Regions from separate parts of the Homo sapiens genome. Here region 1 is linked to region 2. Evidence: chromatin contacts called from ENCODE Hi-C or POLR2A ChIA-PET data. All regions are on one chromosome and are shown on one strand. Each heading gives the region's core, a stretch centred on a gene start or an enhancer-like site at or near the end of the contact. The rest is flanking DNA. Distances are from core to core; before and after follow the strand shown. Region 1 overlaps MSI2 (musashi RNA binding protein 2). Region 2 overlaps MSI2 (musashi RNA binding protein 2).

Region 1 (6,038 bases), core at 2,568-5,067, 77 kb after region 2:
GGTGGGTTGAAATCTGTGCCTTAATTATTTGTGAGTTATCCACGGTTTTGCAGGGAGCATAGGAGCTATGATGAGAACAGGGGTCTCTTCCAGCAGGTAAAAATGGACAGTGCTGGAGACCCAAGTCGAATCTCTTCTCTGCAACACTCTTCCCTGCCTGCCTTCTTGTCCCCAGTCCTTGGGATTCTGTTAATTTGGGGATTTATTTCATGCTCTTGGTGATGAGGCCATTATGCCTATTCAGATTGTTTATCAGAAAAGCCAACAACCAAAAACAACCTATTTGAGACAAAGTGGGAGGCCCAGCATGGCGCCCACTGCAATTGCTCATATGGGTGTGACCTGAGTTCACAGGGTCGCCAGAGTCTGGCAGCTTGGGATGCATGGTATGCAGAAGGCTGCTGGATCCTCTCTTATATGGGGGTTCCTGGCAGGCCGATCTGGCAGGCAGGTGTGTGAGTCCTGGCTGGGTTGGCTTTCCTCCCAGGACATCTGGGAGAAAGACCAGCATGGGAAGAAGGCAGTCAGGGCAGCAGTGACGGCCTCTGGGGCCCCTCCCCCTGCAGATTTGAGCAAAGCCTGAGCCACAGGTGGGCTCAGGGTAAAGACCAGGGTAGGAGTGTGCACTCAGCCATAATTGGCCGCCTTGTTGATGTATTGGGTCCAGTGAAGAGCCTCTGAGCAGAGGGATGCTGTGCCAAGTTTCATTTCTGGAGCTGTGGTGGCTCTAACTAGGAATCGAGCTTTTGCCCAGTCCTGACATCATTTGATCATTTAGCTCCGAGGAACCAGAGGCAGGAAGCATGCCACTAACCTTTTACTGCCTGTCACTGTTGAAGAGGAGGGGCAGGCCGCCCTGGGAAGGGGAGAATCAATCCACAACTTGCTTTTGTCGTTTGTTAAGTCTTCTCTCCCCGCATTTCAGGCTGAGGGGCCTGACCTTGCCACCTCAGAACCATGAGACAGGAGGATGCAGGAAGGGGAGATGCTCTGAGGGAATGTGGCAGCCCCCACCAGGCCCCGCTCCTCCCAGGAGATGGGTTTCTGGTGGACCTGGTAGTGTTTTACCTTGCCTTTACCTCACGTACCTCTGGATTCTGAATATTCTCCTCTGGTTCTTGTGCTCTCTGAATATTCTCCTCTTGGATTCGTGGTGTGGTCAACGACAAGGGTCACCTAGTCTATACTCCAGTTTCCTCTTGGGTTAAAATGGATAATCCTTTTTGAGATACTTCATCGAATGATAGTAAGGATAAAGTGAAATAACCTACAGGAATGGGTTTGGAAAGACAGTGGGAAAGTAATAGTAATGATAATAATGTCACTTTGAGAGCACATCCAGACACTCCTCTGTTCTTTTCCTCTCTGTTCCCAGCTGGGCAGGTGAGCAGCTTACACCAAATGGGAAAGCCAATACTTTCTACAGCCGACTGCGTGCCTCTGCCTTCCCCGCCCACATCAGGAGAGGGTCCCAAACCCTCCCTCTCTGCAAATGCCCACTTCCCTCATGTCCTCTCAATCCCACCTACACCCACCCTAGTTCTCCAGACCCCTAAGGAAGGGTACTTTATCATTAGGCCAACTAATTGTTCATCTGTGCTTCAGTGGGTGTGGTGGGGGAGCTAGAAAGCTGATCAGCCGTGCCAAAGAGTAAATCAATGGATCGTAGCCAAGTCAGGACAGGTGACCCTGACAGGTGTGTGCAGCAGAATCGGATCCTCAAGCCAGAGCCTGCTGGGAAGCATGAAGGATTTGGCATCACCAAGGAGGAATGTCGCAGGTTTGAATAAGGATTCAGAGGTTTAATCAGCAAAGCTATTTAGGTCCCAGTGAGTCTAACTGTGAGAATTATTTTGAGCTTCACCCTGTTCCAGAAATTTTGGGTTCGCTAAGCAAGATGGTATTTGGCAGCAGCAACCTGGAAAAGAGTGAGGACTTGCCATAGAAGCCTCTGGGATTAGAGGAATTTGCAGAGCCTCAGAGCCCAAGGCTGGCGCCCAGTAATTTTTGTGGGACATGGTCTCAGAACTCTAGCTTCTGACGATTTGCTTTTAAAAGTCCAATCTGTCTGCCTTTCTCCTTAAGGCAATCTGTCCTGAATTCAAGATATTCTGTGTCTGCTTGTCTTTGTCCATTTTGTCACCTTGAGACATGGCTGCAGCCTCAGGTACCTCCTGGCACATAAGCAGGTGCTAAACCAATATTGATTGAATCGAAGGAGGCTAGCACGTTGGAGGGAATGTGTTGCCTTCTGTGTAAAGAGCCCTCCTTTCCCCAGAGCTGGCATCTCTGCTATGGAGGCTGCCACCCACCAGCTCAGGGCAGAGAGCTGAGCTCGGCCGACCTCCATTCGTCAGCACGGCGCCACATTTGGGTAGCACCTGCTTCCCCGCCGTCCTGATTTAGAGGAGCCTGGATTCAGGTTTCTGTTGTAAACTCTATTTTTAACTAAACCGAGTGGAGATCAGGCTGAGATGGCTGTAACTTATGGGCATGAGGTGACCAATGCAAAGGTAACAGGATGCATTCTCACTGGAACTGCTGTGCAAGTGTGGACGTGCCCGACAACTCCGTCTGAGGATCCCACATGGGCACAGTGACCTGGGATGGAGCAGGAGTGCCCCCTCGTAGAGTCCAGATGCACATGTCCAATGGGAAGGCGAGGGCAGTCTCCTAGAATGCCTCTGTGGTGGGCGGTACGGTGTTCATGGGGACCACTTGTCAGTGTCTGCCCTTATTTGTCAGCATTGGTTACTAGTTATTGTAAAGATATTGCCTTACATTTATATTTCCCAAATGCATTGATCCCTATAATGACCTTGAAAAGCAATAATAGCGTTATAATAATATGTAATAATAGTATTAATGACCAGCAACTTCTGCTTATTGATCCCTTAGGATGTGTCGTGCTCTGTGCCAAGTGCCCTCCTACATTATCACTCATTAATAAACCAGGTGGGGAGGCTGTTACTGGGATTTCCATTTTTCAGATTCATTCATTCATTTGACAAATTTTTATTGAGAATAAGTTCTAGGCACAGGGAATTCAGCAGTGAACCACCCAGGCTGAAATCTCTGCCCTCAATGAGGAAGCTGAGCCTGTTGAGGTCACCTGAGTTGCTCAGGGTGATAGAGCCCATAGAGTGAGGCTGGGGATCAACCCCCATCACTCCAGACCTGCTGAGTTCCTGGGCCACCACATTTATCAGCAAGGATAACCGACCAGCCATTGGCCTCTATTATATGGCAGCTTATCCAGGGCTGTGTTAACACTAAGCCTTCCATTTATTTTGGTTGATCTTCCAGGGGCTGATGGAGGAGTGACAGGCTTTAGGGACAGACAGACCTGGGCTTACATCCCAGCTCAGCGACTCCCTGATGGAAGGAGGGCATGGACAGTGACTTGACTTTGCTGAGCATCTGATTCCTCATTTGTCTAACTGGGATAACATTACTTGCCTTGAGGGCGAGGGCAGGCTAGAAGGATTAGATATCATCATATGAAGGGGTTGAGTAGGACTTATAAGCCAAGTACGTGGTGGTGGTTGTGACGATAATGATGACAACCTAATAAGAAGGAAAAGCCAGGCGGGGAAAGGAATATGGCTCATCCTAGAGGAGAACAAGTCAGGAGGTAGCTCTACCCCTCCCTCCCTGGGCTAGGATTTGTCAGTCCCAGGTTGGGAAAGGAACTCCAGCCCCTGCACATCTGTGTCTCCCCAGCCCCACCCCTCATATCCTCCATCCTAGCCCCAGCAATGCCGCTGCTCCTCTGGGGAAAGCTAATGGCCAAGGCATTACTTAACTCCTGGCTTTTCTCCAGCCTTTGCTGAGGCCTCCACCACTGCCAGCTTCTCTCTCGTCACTATTTGGTTATGTTCCTTTACAAGCCAATGAAATAAAATAAGAAAGTCCATTATACCTCTGGTTGGCAGAAAACCAGGAGCTAAGAACCAGAGTGCAAAGGCCCTCATGAGTCTGTAGCACAGGCCATTGGATGGGGATGTCTTCCTTCAGAAGGATGGTGCATGGGCGGGGCAGGGCGGAGAAGCCAGCCCATGGGCCAGTCCACAGAGCCCAGGTCAAGGATGCAATTCTGGGTCCTGTGTCCCCATGGTTGAGCCTCTGGTGGCCACCCCCAGTCTCTCCTAGAAGGTTTCCAGCCTGGATGTGTCAGGCTGGCATGTGTGCCAGGCTGGATGTGTCATATGGGGCACAGCCTTTAGGCGCAGCAGTAGGTGACCCTTTGTAGGGCAAGGGTCTCTCTCTGAGTGTGGGTTCTGTCCTAGCTTTTGCCATCTATCTTCTACCAACTACTGTGGAGCTTCGGTTTCATCAGTCTTAAGAGATGAGCAGGACAGATGGCTCTGCCAGCCTTCAAAGACACAAATTCTGCATTCTCTCTCTCTCTTTTTTTTTTTTTTTTTTTTGAGACGGAGTCTCGCTCTGTCGCCCAGGCTGGAGTGCAGTGGCACGATCTCAGCTCACTGCAAGCTCCGCCTCCCGGGTTCACGCCATTCTGCTGCCTCAGCCTCCCAAGCAGCTGGGACTGCAGGTGCCCACCACCACGCCCGGCTAATTTTTTGTGTTTTTAGTAGAGATGGGGTTTCACTGTGTTAGCCAGGATGGTCTCAATCTCCTGACCTCGTGATCCGCCCACCTTGGCCTCCCAAAGTGCTGGAATTACAGGCGTGAGCCACTGTGCCCGGCCGCATTCTCTTTTTTAACTCCCTCCCCCCGCCACCCCCCGGCTGGAGCAGATCCCTGTTCTGGCTGGTCCCATCCCCTCCACAAGCAGCCCATGGACACTGAAGCTTATTCCTGGAGAGAAAGTGATTGGGAGATCCAGGGTTTTGCCTGGCTTATAGTTTCTGTGGCATCATTTGCCCTAGATGCTCAAACGTCCTATCTTGTCGGTGGAAGTGGCAAAACCACATTTGACACCGCTCTAGGTGGCGGCTCAATGGGAGTGGAGTGCTGCGCATCTCCTGTTTGACCTTTCAGTCGCTGCATGGCTCTTCCAAGCTGCCGCAGCCTGGAGAAATGTGAACTTTCACCAAAGCCTTTGCAAATGAGCTTTTCCAGACAAGGCAGATGGCTTTGTTTGGCCAGGCCTGAGGACCCCGGGATTGACTTCCTTTCTGCTCTTTCTTCTCACTGTCCTCTTACTCCCCTGCACCTCAGACCTTCAGCTAAGCAGATTCCACTCCCCCTGGCCCAGGCTCTGGGTAGAAATTGGAAAAGGAGCCGGGCGCGGTGGCTCAGGCCTGTAATCCCAGCACTTTGGGAGGCTGAGGCGGGTGGATCACGAGGTCAGGAGATCGAGACCATCCTGGCTAACACGGTGAAACCCCGCCTCTATTAAAAATACAAAAAATTAGCCGGGCCTGGTGGCAGGCGCCTGTAGTCCCAGCTACTCGGGAGGCTGAGGCAGGAGAATGGCGTGAATCCAGGAGGCGGAGCTTGCAGTGAGCCAAGATTGTGCCACTGCACTCCAGCCTGGGCGACAGAGCGAGACTCCGTCTCAAAAAAAAAAAAAAAAAAAAAAAAAAATTGGAAAAGGAGGCTCTGGTGGATTGAAGAAGCAGCCCTGGCGTATTTTTCTTACTTAAAACTTGGTCTGGGACTAACTGCCTCTGGTCAGAACTGATTTAGTTTTTAGGAATCATTTGTAAGACAGACACTGTGGGAAGGCCATCCTTTAAAGCCATTGATTCCTGTAATAATTATTTGCTGAACACTGGCTCTGTGCTGGGCACTTATCAGGGGCTGAGGATATGGTGGTGAACAAAACCAACAGCAGTCCTGGAGCTCAGGCTCAACAACTCTATTCCTTGCACACATTCTAGCCGTGGAGAATGTGGGTTGTGTGCTTCTCACAGCCTTGAAGGCAAGGGCTGGATCCTACTCTCCATTGTATCCTAAAGGCCCAGCTGAGATTCTTTCATATAGAAGGTATCCAATGAATGTTTGTTGTAGGAATAGATGTTTTCTGTATTTCCTAAGACTCTAAAATGAATGTTACTTTTATAATCAGA
Region 2 (5,980 bases), core at 723-3,222:
AATCACTTGAACCCAGGAGGCGGAGGTTGCAGTGAGCCAAGATTGCGCCACCACACTCCAGCCTGGGTGACAGAGCGAGACTCTGTCTCAAAAAAAAAAAAAAAAAAAAGAAAGCTTTACTTGGCTTCTCTATATCCCCTGAACATCTCTGACCTGGCTCTCTTGATATCAGTCTCCATGTCCAATTCTCCATGTCTGCCTTCCAGCCTCTTCCACAGCCTTCAACCTTTGTGGCATTGATTCCTGGTGGTCCCATCCTAGCCCCCAAACCTTCTCTGTCCTCAAAAGTCCCATCTCTCTTCTCTCTTCAGATAAACGTACATCTCTTCACCCCAGCATCCCAGCGCCCTGAGTGAGGAATTAATGCTTTTATATTTGAAGAGATCGGCTGCTGTCATTTTTGATATCTTCTGTTTTTGTATGTGGGAACGCAGAGCACAATTAGAATACAGTTATATATCCTCATAGTTATTGAAGCTTGGATTAACATGACATAAAGTTTTGTCTAGGGAGTCTTTTGCTATGGCTCAGGGAGCATTTTTTGTGACAGTAATAGGCTACAGTTAATATACTTGAATGATACTAGAATCTGTGTTATAAGGCAGAACAAAAGGGGTTTATCTGAAGCTGAATTACAAAGGTGGAATTATCACTGCGAATGATCCACAGAGATCTGGGGCTTAATTATTGTCGCTTGTGTCATTTCGGCATAATATGGGTAGTTACTGGAGCAGAGTAGAAGTGCGGGAGGGCCAGCCTGTCAATCACCCGGTGGATGCCAGGATTCCCACCCCTTACACTTAGCGCCACGCCAGCCGTGTGCCCTACAGAGCCACAGGAATGGATCCCTTTGGCCATCTGTGGCTATGTGGTACTTTCAGTTTTCTTAATGTTTTAATGACTCCCCTGTCCTACCTCCAGCCCAATCCCCCTCTCCCCACTTAGGTCCTTTGCCCTCTTGGCCCTGTCGAACCTTCCAGGAGGCTGATGAACGGTCTCATACACTGATGGCATTTTCTCAGCCCGGTGAGGCCGCCACCACCTTCCAGAGCCTAATTGTTTTGACAAGCGAAGGAGGCAAGCTAATGTGCTCTGTCAGCCATTTGGTCACATTTGGTCAAAGCCAGGTGTCTGGCTGCAAATAGGTGCACTCAGGTAAACCACATCCCCGTGTGCTCCGGGAGGACAGAGCACGCAGGAGGCGGGAGTGTTGCGGGCAGCCCTTCCCCATCCCTGGCTCCAGCGCATTCATTCTCCTCCCAGGCTCCAGTCAAGTCTGAGGGTGAAGGGTGGGAACAAGACAGTTCAGCACCTGAACAGGGCAGGGCACCCAAGGGCTTTTAGAAATGCTGTTAGATTTATAGGGACCATCATCCTCTTCTTACTATTTTTATTATCATTTTTCATTATCCACCTGCTAGGTGTACAATTACAACTTGTTTTGTTGGTGGCTAAATTCAGCTGTCCTCCTCACCTTACTGTTAACCAAGAGAGGTATGGCCATTTTAAATGGCCAAAGTGTTTCTATTGGACCCTTTAATTTTTTTATTTGAGATGGAGTTTCGCTCTCGTTGCCCAGGCTGGAGTGCGATGGTGCAATCTCAGCTCACTGCAACCTCTGCCTCCCGAGTTCAAGCGATTCTCCTGCCTCGCCTCCCAAGTAGCTAGGATTAAAGGTGCCTGCTACCATGCCCAGCTAATTTTTGTATTTTTAGTAGAGTCAGGGTTTCACCATGTTGGCCAGGCTAGTCTCGAACCCCTGACGTCTGGTGATCCACCTGCCTTGGCCTCCCAAAGTGCTGGGATTACAGGCATGAGCCACTGCACCCAGCCTATTGGACCCCTTTAAATGTGACTTTTTCTGCCAGACTTGTTTTCTGAGAGGTCATTGCACTGGTGCTTTTTGAAAAGCTACTCTGAGTGACCCCACGTATAAAGCGAGGAAAGGGAACAGGACTTTGGCAGGCAGCTGTGTGTGGCAGGAAGTGAACCAGGAAGGTGCTGGGTGTAGTCTTCTCCCACCCTCCAGCAGTGCTGGGGAGCTGCGCTTGTTTGGGAACAGAGAGGTTCAGGAATGTCGGGTCTTTGTCAAGGTTACATGGCTGGAAAATCAAAAAGACAGCTACGTCTCTCTATGTCTGAAGGCCATGTTTTTCAGCTAGTCCTGTACTTTTTTTAAAGTATGGTCTTCTAAATACCTCATCAGAGATGTCTTTGGGCCCCTTATCCAAAATGAAGATTCCTGGGCGCCACCCCAAGACAACTGAAACATGCTTTCTGAAGGAGCAAGCAGCTTGGGCTGTGCATGTAACAAGTCACCAGGTGTGACTGATGCACACGCAGGTAGTTGGGGGCCGCTGCACTGTCCGGACAAGCTGATGACAGCGTCAGCCCTGGTGTTCCCATAGATGCCTAGGTATTAGTTTGAACACCACATGTCCTCAGATATTCTTCATACCAAGAGAGCTGGTCCTTGGTACATTATACCCTACTGGGCTGGGGTAACAGAAAGTGGGAGCCATGACCTCAAATTAAATTAGAGCCAAAAAGGGAACATGTGGGATTTTCTTCACATCTCCCATTTAATAAATGAGAGAACTGATCCTGCAAGTAAGAGAATTCCATGAAGGACATACATTCACAGCAGATCTGGTCCTAGTAGCTGTTACCCCCGCTACCCTTAAAAAGTAAATATCTATCACCACTTGCCTTCCTATTGCTACGATGATTTAAAAGAAGAGTTGGTTTTAATTAGAATAAACATGGTATTTTTCTTGCTGCAACAAGGCCTTCAAAGGGGAAAAAAATCTCAATACCCCAATTATGCCAAAGCGTTCCCAGTCCTATCCAGGAGTAATTAAAAAATACAGCTGACGCTTGTTCTCTTGCTTGTTTTTAAATGAGTAGCTAAGTATCTGTCAAGATGATGAGCACCTAGGCCGCTGACGGCCTTACCATCTCAATTTGCTCCCAGGAACTGCAGAGATGAGAACACGAAAGCTGTTGTTTTGAACTGTGAGGTACCTGGCTACCCCAGGCACATGCATTTTGTGGTTGGTGGAGATCATCTCTCCGACCCCAGTACCAAAATGTGGGATGGAAGGCCAGGCCTCATGTCCACATTCTTATGCCTGGAACACATCTCTTCTTTCCCTATGGGCAGCTGAAGTGGCTTCTTCCTGTGCCGCGCGGGGAGCTCAGCTTCTCTGCAGTACACAGCATGTTTTGAGGATCGTTGGGTAGAATTAGGTTGGCTTTGTTGGGGGAAATCCCCTAGTTGCAATTCACTTTTTAATTAGTTCATGGAACCTTTCTTTCTTTTTTTTTCTTTTTTTAAATTATACTTTAAGTTCTAGGGTACACGTGCACAATGTGCAGATTTGTTATATATGTATACGTGCACCATGTTGGTGTGCTGCACCCATTAACTCGTCATTTACATTAGGTATATCTCCTAATGCTGTCCCTCCCCCCTCCCCCCACCCCACAACAGGCCCCGGTGTGTGATGTCCCCCTTCCTGTGTCCAAGTGTTCTCATTGTGGAACTTTTATTTCTAAAATATGCCCCCAGGTGAATTGAGAAGTCATTTTGCATATTAACACCATCCATTTGGTGACAATTGGGCTTTTTTTCCTCAAGCTAAGGGCAAGGCCAGACGCGGTGGCTCATGCCTGTAATCCCAGCACTTTGGGAGGCTGAGGCGGATGGATCACCTGAGGTCAGGAGTTCAAGACTAGCCTGGCCAACATGGCACAACCCCCTCTATACTAAAAATACAAAAATTAGCCAGGTGTGGTGGTGCATGCCTGTAATCCCAGCAACTCAGGAGGCTGAGGCAGGAGAATTGCTTGAACCCTGGAGGTGGTGGTTGCAGTGAGCCGAGATTGTGCCACGGCACTCCAGCCTGGGCAACAGAGTAAGATTCTGTCTTAAAAAAAAAAAAAAAAAAGGGCAGCTAAGGGCAATTCTGTATGCATTCTTCTCACCCCACCCACAACACACATGTTTTTCTAAAGACAAAATCAAGGGCAGACTTGAAAAGGAAATAATCATAAAAGTTTCTATAGCATTTGGAGTTCTTAATATTTACCCATCAGTTTACAGCATGTTTTTATATATGTGGTGTTCCGGTTATCTATTGATGCATAACAAATCACCCAAAAACTTGTTGGCTTAAAACAACAGCAATCGTTATATTATTTCTCGTGGTTTCTGTGGAGCGGGAATTTGGGCGGGACTCAACTGAGTGGTTCAGGCTGGGAGCATCTCATGAGGTTGCAGTCAGACATGAGGTTGTAGTTCTAGTGGCTGCCACTGGCACAACAGGGGCTGACGAAGCATCTGTCCAAGGGATCTCAGGACTTCTCCCCATGGTCTCTCTGCATGAGCTGGTTTGAGCTTCTTTATATCATGGCTGCCTCAGGCAGTCAAACTCCTTGTACAGAAGCTTAGGGCTGGAGCACAAATGTTTCCACAGACAAGGCAGAAGCGTGTTCACTTTTTTTTTTTTAACCTAACCTCAAAGGTCAAACAACACAAGTGAGTCTCAAACTCTCAACTGGAATGAAGGGGAGGGGACATAGAGCTCACCTCGGGATTGGAGGCGTATTGAGGTCCTATCGTAGATCGCATGTGGCACGGGGGAGATATTGTGGCCATCTTAGGAGAATACAGTCTGCCACATGTGGTCACTCTCAGACACGCTCAGGACGGGTAGGAGGTCTTATTATCACCATTTTACAAACTGGAAACTCAAAGCCAGAGAGGTAAAGTAGTTTGCCTGCAGTCACTCAGATCTTAAGTGGATATTAGAACTCATATCCTGAGGGATGTGAGAAAAGGGGAAAGAAGGCAGCACCAAGTAGCTTGTCCAGGTGACCTTTGGGGGCAGGTGGGACTTGGTGGCTCTATACCTCAGATCTCTCTTCGCCACCATATGAAATGAGTTGCGTCTTTTTTTTTTTTTTCTCTTTCTCTCTCATATAGACTCTTGGGTGCAGGGAGGGAAGAGCCAGGTGGGGTGGGCTAGCAAGAGGAGGAGCGAGCTCTGGAGGAGGAGGTTGGACAGTTGCCCGCTTGGTAGAGCAGCTAGTTTTTTACAACCACTGTCAGGAGAGGAAGGGCCATCCGGGTCTGTAGGGTGTGTGTGTTGACCAGGCTTTACCCAGAGCACTGTCCTGTCTCTTCTGAAGGTCAGGGCACTCAATGAAGGACAAGTCCAGCTGTGGCCTTTAAATTAGAAGACTAGCCAGGTGTGGTGGCTCACACCTGTTATCTCAGTGTTTTGGGAGGCTGAGCCAGGCAAATTGCTTGAGCTCAGGAGTTCGAGGCCACCCTGTCTCTACCAAAAAAAAAAAAAAAAAAAGGATTAGCAGGGGCATGGTGGCATGTGCATGTAGTCCCAGCTACTTGGGAGGCTGAGGTGGGAGGATCACTTGAGTCCAGGAGGTCAAGGCTGCAGTGAGTTATGATTGTACCACTGCAGTACAGCCTGGGTGACAAAGTGAGACCCTGTCTTGAAAAAAAAAAAAATGAACCAATATGATTAATAATAATGGCAGCATCAAGAGCCTGTACTTCCTATGTGTTTCCATGTGTGTAAATGCTCTGTCACACCGTCTCATTTCACCTCATTTCCCCATAAAGAACATTCTATTAACTGGGGTTCAGAGAGTAACTTGTTCTGTCGCTCACCCAAGATCGCCGTGTGGTTCCTGAGTGTAAGGTGTGAAGCCAAGTCTCTGTGGCCCTGGGGCCCGAGCCCTCAACTGCCCTGCTAGGGTCCAAGCTGACCACTGCAGGGCCTTAGTCTGGAGGAACGGCTTGACTCCGGACATCTGCAGGAGTGTTTGCTGTGTTGAGTTGAGCCCCTCTGCCAGACGTGTCAAAACAAATGCTTTTGTGTGTTTACTGCCTCACACGCTCAGCCAGAAGCTCCTGTTTTATCATCTAGTTTAGATTGAGGGGAAGAGGCTTCAT

Evidence for each region. A loop is a pair of places that touch in the nucleus more often than their neighbours do. ChIA-PET counts read pairs that join two places held with the same protein, here RNA polymerase II (POLR2A). Pooled maps may share reads with other maps.
Region 1: a loop to region 2 is called in a pooled map, with 1.9 times the contacts of the local background. The contact joins two enhancer-like sites. A Hi-C loop is called at or near these places in 1 of 168 maps with a recorded cell type or tissue (Right ventricle myocardium inferior) and 3 of 50 pooled maps. POLR2A ChIA-PET finds 5 or more read pairs at or near these places in 5 of 52 experiments (Caco-2, GM10248, SK-N-SH and 1 more).

What each region holds. Positions count from the first base shown.
Region 1 is chr17:57,570,419-57,576,456 of GRCh38, forward strand. The region is part of intron 7 of MSI2 (musashi RNA binding protein 2); the gene reads left to right. It overlaps LOC107984993 (a long non-coding RNA gene), which reads left to right. Exons shown (of 2, transcript XR_001752947.3): 2 at 1-4,410. Among named protein-coding and RNA genes, the nearest start is that of MSI2-AS1, 35 kb to the right of the region's middle. Within about 2 kb of position 3,818, at least 6 of the 41 ENCODE cell types and tissues checked have a DNase peak (open chromatin) inside an H3K27ac peak, as active enhancers do.
Region 2 is chr17:57,495,444-57,501,423 of GRCh38, forward strand. The region is part of intron 6 of MSI2 (musashi RNA binding protein 2); the gene reads left to right. Among named protein-coding and RNA genes, the nearest start is that of MSI2-AS1, 110 kb to the right of the region's middle. RefSeq lists an enhancer at 591-1,092. Within about 2 kb of position 1,973, at least 2 of the 41 ENCODE cell types and tissues checked have a DNase peak (open chromatin) inside an H3K27ac peak, as active enhancers do.